Regions from separate parts of the Homo sapiens genome. Here region 1 is linked to region 2. The links are chromatin loops, found by intact Hi-C in ENCODE. Cell type or tissue: tibial artery. All regions are shown on one strand. Region 1 overlaps PDE4B (phosphodiesterase 4B). Region 2 overlaps PDE4B (phosphodiesterase 4B).

Region 1 (4,000 bases), 49 kb before region 2:
CCCCCTCTAAAGTTGCTTATTATCACCAAGTTGTTGTATGCCTGGCACCAACGCCGAATTTGTCCAAGTTACTCATGTCACTGAAAGGCCATGGAGTTTGCTCCTGGGTTCAAATTCTGGCTCCATTATTTGCTAATGGTGGGCATGGGTAAATAACTGAACTTCAGTGCGACTCAGTTTCCTATACATAACATGAAAATAATAATGACTGCAACTCTAAGCTGTGTTGAGGATGAAAACTTTCCATAGTACATACAGTTTTATGTAAAATGCTTAGTGTATAGTACCTGCCACACGTTGGTTCTCAGTGTATACTATGTGTCCTCCTCCATGGTTATCATGTGACCAGAGTTTCCCACTTTCTCTTTAAGCTTTGATGTGGAAAATGGCCCTTCCCCAGGTCGGAGTCCACTGGATCCCCAGGCCAGCTCTTCCGCTGGGCTGGTACTTCACGCCACCTTTCCTGGGCACAGCCAGCGCAGAGAGTCATTTCTCTACAGATCAGACAGCGACTATGACTTGTCACCAAAGGCGATGTCGAGAAACTCTTCTCTTCCAAGCGAGCAGTAAGTACAAGCTCTGTCTGGCTTCCAGTTTCACATTTACCTCATCTCTACCCAGGTCACAGTGGCAGCAACAACAATTCCCCATTAATCTATGGTAAGGATGAAGGAAGAAAATGAATATGAGCAGGGGTGACGTGATGACCATTTTAAGGACATTAATGCTCTATAGCATGCGGAATATGTAGCTGGGGTCTCCAAGGGTTTTGGAAAACCTAGACACAGTGTTTACTTTACATCTTTTACTGATACCTTAAAAAAATTATTTTGCTTCATTTCCTGAACTGTTGAGTCATTTATGGCATGAGAACCTTAACACTTTTTATACATCACACTTGAAATTTCAGCTGTGTGTGCAGTTTTCATGAGGCTCCAGCAAAGAGGAAAAATGGTGATTGGTTATATGCATGCTGTCTCAGTAGCCTTTGCTTGGTGACTTTAATAAGATGTCATTCAGACACATGCCTGTGTCCCTTCTCTGAAACTTTAACACAATGCCCACTTGTTGCCTGGCTCCTTGGTGAGACACAACACACTCCACCGCCCTGTAAAGCACTGCTGATATTTTTGTTTTGCCGCTATTAATTGTAAATCTCTAAATTTTATTTAAAGAACAAGATCTAGGTTGTGTCACCCATTTATTAAATTTCCAAAACCAAATAAAATTGGATTCTGGAATTCATGCCTTAAAAGGTTTCTGGGCACAGATACAATTGTTTTTATATTATATGTCATAAAAGTATCAGTAGCTCCCTAAGGTCTCCAGTTTGGAAAATTCCACTCTGTTCTCTTCTGCTATTGGAAGGGAAGTCAAAAATTTCACCCTCTGGTGAAAGGGGGAATTTTGAAGCTACCAGCAAAAAAATATTCCTTGAGGCATTTCTGCCAGCACATTTTAATAGACGCACCCCTGCCCTAAAATATCTCAATCATTGTGTGGGCCCAAATTCATTTTTCAGTCATTTGGCAAAATTTACTGATTCTCTCCTTTGTGCCACACATTGTGTCAATCTCTGGTGATAAAAGACAAACAAAACAGTGTAAAAATCACAGATGAGTTAAAAGCATATCTCATTCTCAAAAAATGTGCATGCTGTCAGGGAGGTTACAGCTAAATAAGAAAGATAAGAGGAACACACACATACAAACATAACAGAGTGAAAGGAAATAACATTTAATGAGCACTTCCCATGGAGCCGAGCTCATGTTCTTATGTTATCTCTGTTAATCTGTCAGGTAGGTGTCTTTATTATCCCCACTCCATAGATGATGAAACTGGGACTCTGAGAGATTGAGAAACTTGCCCCTATCCCATGACTGTGTATCATGCTGTGTCCCATGATGTGGCTAAGCCTGACCATATTAAAAACTTTTGGAATCTTTCCATCCATGTTCTTCAAATTGCAAAGTGGCATCTCTACCACTAGGTAGAAAACAAATGACTGCAGAGTAGAGGTGTCCAAGGCTGCAGGAGAGGTAGGTAGCCAGCAACTTTGCTGTAGATCTTGTAGAACCCAAGGCATTTCTGACAAAAGTTTGAATGGGGGTCTTTGAATGCAAAGATATTGGGAATTCTTTCCTTCACCAAGATAAACACCTTTCTAGGCTTCATCATGGAAGACCGTAGGTCATGTGGTGAGCTCAAAGTAATTAGAGCTTAATTCACATAGTATTTTACAGGTGCAAGATTAGCTTTGAAATCTTGTCATTCCCCAAAAACTAATTCCCTGGCTAAGAGCTCTCCAGACTCAAGCCAAACGGCAGGAAGAATCTCAAGGTCATTCAGAGTCGCCCCAGAAAACTCTACTGCACTTCCAGATTAAATCTTGTGTTTCATTATTTGGAATCAAAAGGTTGTAGAAATGTTAAATTTGAAGAGACCTTAAAGATCACAATCCAACTGAATCTACGGCAGTCAAAAAAGAGGTGTAGTTCTAAATGACACCGCATCCAGCATCCCTGTTACTGGTAGTTTACTGTCCTTTCAATTTTACTGGCCAGTAAAATTCCCCACCACCCGCCCCACCCCCTGCCCCCAGTAACTTTAGAACCTAAATTTTCCAACTTTAAATTTAGGCAAGTAAAAATTATATATGTAAATTATTTAATATCATTCTCACTTTTTAAAGATAAGGACTTAGATAAAAAGTAGTATGGGCACAATTTCATAATAAAAAGCAGCCTTTCCCAAGAAAACAAGGTTGGCAACATAATACCACCCTATCAAAAATACTGATAACAGGATATATTAAAATCTTTGTGTGAATGAAAATAGCACAAGATTTTGTTTTCCAAATATTTCAGTACCACAGAAAAAAACTTTTATATATTTGTCAGTTTTGGAATTATATTTCACAACACGCTGAGAAGTAGAGTTTGAATAATATTAAGCTTCTTCTAGTAATTTAGTTTTAAGTTGGCAAATCCAGTTTCACATAAATATCTGAATCTGAACTAAAGTAATGCTCTTAAAGCTATTTCATATGATTATTAACTCTTTAAGATGAATCGAAACAGAGGAACAGCAGCTCCCCACACTTCCCGCCCCTTTTTTTGCCTTCTACCCATAGATCCAGGAAGCAAGAAGGGTGCTAATAGACCAAGAGTCTAGATGTGAAGGCCACTGGGTGGGGGCTGCCGGATGTTCCCTGCTCACAGACCTCATACCCAGCACAGAGCTGTCATGAATTTTTTATGAATGGTGGAAAACTTTGCATAATTCTACTGCATTAAATCCTAGTAATAAAGGAAACACTAGCTTTTAAATTTTTCTCATCTGAATTTTTTCAGAAGAGTAACAGAAAATTATAGTCAGGGGAGAGTGAGTGAAAAGATATTAAGAGTAAAAATGTGAACAAGAAAAATTAAAAGTAGCTTTAACTTTGAGCAACAAAGGAGAGGATCAGAATAAGGCTTTATAGTGAAGTAAAGCAAGATCACCATTGGGTCCCAAAAGGCAATTTCAGATGCTTTCCTAGATGTGGCAATAGTTTGCTGGTTTCTGTTCAGTTCCTGTGTTGTAGTCATCCCAAACGTAATGCCTTCGTATACTGAGGTACAGATTGCCTCATGGGAACATAAAGTACTGGAAACTAGTAAGGCCAGTTTTACTGCTGAAAACTGTGGCAGGAACCACCATGGACAGAATGGAGTTTTGATTATCCACCTGCAAAGCCACAGGAAAGGAAACTCCATGTTTTTTTTCATTTGGTCATCCCATTTTGCAAAGCCTTACACAGACAAGAAGCTTTTGAAAGCCACCATTTACGTGTGGACTAAGTAGTCTCTAGAGAGAGCCTACTCATTTTCAAGGGAAATGAGACCTAAGAACCAAGAGGAAAAGCAGAAATAATAATCCACTTAAATTTAAAACCTGTTTATTGATGGACTAGCAAAAAGTGCAGTGTGGTTTCTAAGACTTGAGTTAGACTTACACC
Region 2 (4,000 bases):
GCTGGCAAAGACCTATTAAAAATATTTCACAGCTCAGTAGTAGATTTCTATGTACAACTTTCCAGTTTCTGTCCTCTCTGCAGCACCCTCTAAACACACACATTGTTAAAATACAGCACAATATAGCCAATTTTCAGGAACATCTCTCTGGCACTCCATCCTTCACACTAAAATACTTGCAACTTCTCGAACACCATACTGTCTTTCACTTCCTTCACGTGTCGCCCTCTCTGCTCAGTGCACTTGAGTACTTTCCCACTCCAATTCCCCTTTGTTCATCAGGCTAATGCCCGCTGGTTTAGACCCAATTCAGAGGTCAACGTCTCTTATTAGGGCTGTTTGTTTTCTGCACTCTCCTGAGCATCCGGGGCTTATCTTTATCTCAGCCTTATCATGCTGTGTTATGATGACCCATTTATATGTTTTTCTTTCCCACTAGACTTATTGGTGGCAAAAACTATGTCTTATTTGATATCCACAGGACCTGGCCTAATGCTTGGCACATACCTGATTAATAAATTCTGGATGAATGAGACCTACATACTGGTAGGCACGTGATAGGGAGTGGGCTGACTTCTTGGTAAACTGTAGTCTGTTTACGATAAACAAGAAAGCATACTTTTATGGAGAATGCTCAGCTTCTTTTAGTTGATGTGCTGACCCTCATTGCAATTCTTTTTCTGTTGCCAATAGGAGATAATGTAGCAAAGTAGCTATGAAGTCAGACTGAGGAGCTGCACAGAACTGGATTTGACTTCTGGCTCATCAGTTACTAGCTTTGTGACCTTAGGCATGTTACTTAATTCTTTTAAATCTCAGGTTCCTCATTTGCAAAATAGGAATAATAACCTTCTGTGGCTGTGGTTAGGATTGTGTGAGTGTTATTAAATAATGGCATATGAGCTCCATGAGGTCAGGATTTTTGTCACTTCAGTTCATTGTCATGAACTTAGAAGAGAGGCTGGCGCATATTTGTTGAATCAATGAATATTTTGTACATAATAGACCATCAATAATTCATAGCAGCTCTTATTCATGTGAATTTTTCACCAACTCTTACACGAAATTTTTTGGAGTATGTATGATGTGCATAATAATTCTGTATCCCTTCTTTAGTCAGAAGTTAGGGACCCACCTGTGAGGTGACCCTTCCAGAGCCTCAAATTCAGTGACACAAGATGCATGTAGAAACAGTTGCCTTTCGAAAGAAGTTGTTTTCAGGCTAGAAATTAAGTTTAATCATTCCAAGGCTGTTTGATTCTGTGGAAGTTCTACAGTTCTGTTTTTGAGTCATCGCCCATCGGCATTTGACTCTTCGTGTCTCTTTTCATACATCTCTTAGCCATATCACCATTTGCTGAATATTAGACTCACACAGATTCAGATTCAGAGTCTCGGGGGAAAATGATTGCATTTCTAAGTGTTCTTGGAACTGTTTCACTTGCTTCCTCGACAGATATCTTGTGTAAGGTCCATAAGGATAGAAAATCCATTATTACCTAAGACCCTTTACTGTTTCCCATTTCATGAATAGATGTTTGTATTTCAGGTTTTCACTTGGGTCTTTCCCATGTTCAGTACTTTTATAAGTAACTTATTGTGCTACAACGAAGGTATTGTTTTAGGCTTTTTTGAATTTCATCAGCATGCAGACATCCCTACGTACTATATTTCTACAAAAAACCCACAAACTTTAAAAAGTAATTCCCAAACTCTTAAAGAAGCCAGGCCAAATAAAAGGATGGCATTGCTTTATTTCTATGGCATATTGAAACAGTAAGAATGAAAAGAGATCCTCAAGAGAGCGGTTTTACCTTGCTTTTACTTTCTCATGCATTTATCCAAAAAGTCCTTTTTATTATATTATTCATTATATATTATTCATTGCAGCTCACTCCTCAGATAATTAACCCACTTCTATGATAATAATGTTACTCCATTCATAAGGACTCTGCCCCTTAAAGGTGCTACCTCTCAACACTATTGATTGGGGATTAAGTTTCCAACACATGTGCTTTGGGGGACACATTCAAAGCACCAGAGGGCCTGGTCTAATGATTAGGAGTAATCATTAGAATGGTGTAATTCATCATGGTGTAGGTAGTAAAGTTAAATGATCCAATTTATTAGTCCATTATTCATTCATTAGTCCATTATGGTTGCTTACCTTACATATGACTAGGTTGGTGAACAAGGTTGTCCTATTACTTATCCTATTATATGTAAAAGTCTGCCCAAAGCTGTTTTAATCATTTGTATGAATGTAGGTACCATTTCAAAGTGCACTCCTTATCATAAACTCTTGAGATACATACTAAGATGATATAAAAGAGAGTGGCAAATCCTATAGCACTGTGCTAATTTAATAACTTACAAAGTTCATCAATAGAACAATATACTTTTGTTCTCATGCTGACTCTTGTTCTCAAGTTGAAGATTACTCCAAAGTCACTATAGTCATATTATGCTGTCTGGGGCTCTTCATTGAAATTTTGAAAATAGGAGGAGGAGCATATCCAGTGGTGAAAGAGAAAACATTTTGGTAAGTGGAAATGGGAGAAAAGGAAGCTTGCCTGACTACCTAATAGGCCTTACTTAGTTGCTTCAGTGATGGGGACCTAGTAGACCACAGAAGGGCCAAGCTGTCTGGAAAAGAGAAGGGTTGTCATTTCTGGAACCCCTACTATGTGCCAGATACTTCATGGGTCTTTTACATCTTTAAGTTGAACCTATGGGGGATTTTATTGCATTCGTTTTAAAGATAAGTTAACTGCTGTCCATTTAAAAAAGTAAGTACAGTTGCTTTGCAAGATCACACAACTTTTATGGGGCAGGGCCTGGGCTTGAGTCCAAGACTTCAAAGCTTGTGTTCTTTCCACTAGCCACCTACTCTCAGAATGCTCCTGTTAAACCCATTATGTGGCAAGTCAGGTATGTGTTGCACTTGACATCTTTTTTAGTTTTCCACTTGTACAAACATTCCCTGAAAAATTGTGGAGAGGTTCCATACAGTGGAACTTGAGATTTCATCTACTCAGCCTTCTACCCTGAAAGGTTCCTCTGAGCTCATCACTGTAACCTGAAATGTCTTTCACATGGATCTGAAAACATTTAGTGAAGTAGAAAGTACTGTGCTCATAGTAGTCATTCTGTGGTACCTTTTTTTCCTTTTTAAAAAAAGGAAAAAGTTTAGTTGACACCAAATAGTTGTATATATTTGTGGGATACAGAGTGATATTTTTATATATGTATACACTGCATAATGATCAAATCAGAGTAATTAGCATATTCATCACCTTAAACATTTATCATTTCTTTGTGTTGGGAACATTCAAAATCCTCTCTTCTAGCTTTGAACGTATACAATAAATTGTTATTAACTATATTTACCCCATAGTGCAATAGAAAACTACAACTTATTCTTCCTATCTAGCTCTAATTTTGTATTCCTTACCCAAACTCTCTGTCTTCCTCTTCCCACTAATCTTCCTAGCTTCTAATAACCATAATTCTACTCTCTATTATGAGCTCAATGTTTTTTAGCCTCCAGATATTAGTGAAACTTGCAGTATTTGTCTTTCTGTACCTGACTTATTTTACTTAATGTCCTCCAAGCTCATCCATGTTGCTGCAAATGACAGAATTTCATTCCTTTTCATGAGTGAATAGCATTCCATTATTATATGCCATATTTCCTTTATCCATTCATTTGCTGATGGACATTTAGGCTAATTCCATATCTTGGCTATTGTCAATAGTGCTGCAATAAACGTGGGGTGCAGATATCTCTCCAATACATTGATTTATTTTCCCTTGGATAAATACCCAGTAGTGGGATCACTGTAATATGGTAATTCTATTTAAGCTTTGTTGCAAAACCTCCATACCGTTTTCCATAATAGCTGTGCTAACTTACTTTCCCATCAACAGTTTATAAGAGTTTGCTTTCCTCCACATCCTTGCTGGCTTTTGTTATTTTTTATCTTTCTGATAATGGCCA

Evidence for each region. A loop is a pair of places that touch in the nucleus more often than their neighbours do. Peaks named below come from ENCODE experiments on the same cell type or tissue, not always from the same donor. Only the 100,000 strongest peaks of a DNase experiment are listed, where the experiment ranks them.
Region 1: a loop joins it to region 2, with 8 times the contacts of the local background. A loop is called at or near these places in 7 of 110 quality-filtered maps.

The regions. Positions count from the first base shown.
Region 1 is chr1:66,247,089-66,251,088 of GRCh38, forward strand. PDE4B (phosphodiesterase 4B) reads left to right here. Exons shown (of 17, transcript NM_002600.4): 4 at 372-566. Among named protein-coding and RNA genes, the nearest start is that of PDE4B-AS1, 200 kb to the left of the region's middle. In tibial artery, a CTCF peak has its summit at 2,074; no DNase peak of the experiment used is centred here; H3K27ac peaks cover 1,812 bases.
Region 2 is chr1:66,295,753-66,299,752 of GRCh38, forward strand. All of the region lies in intron 7 of PDE4B (phosphodiesterase 4B), which reads left to right. Among named protein-coding and RNA genes, the nearest start is that of SGIP1, 240 kb to the right of the region's middle. In tibial artery, no CTCF peak of the experiment used is centred here; no DNase peak of the experiment used is centred here.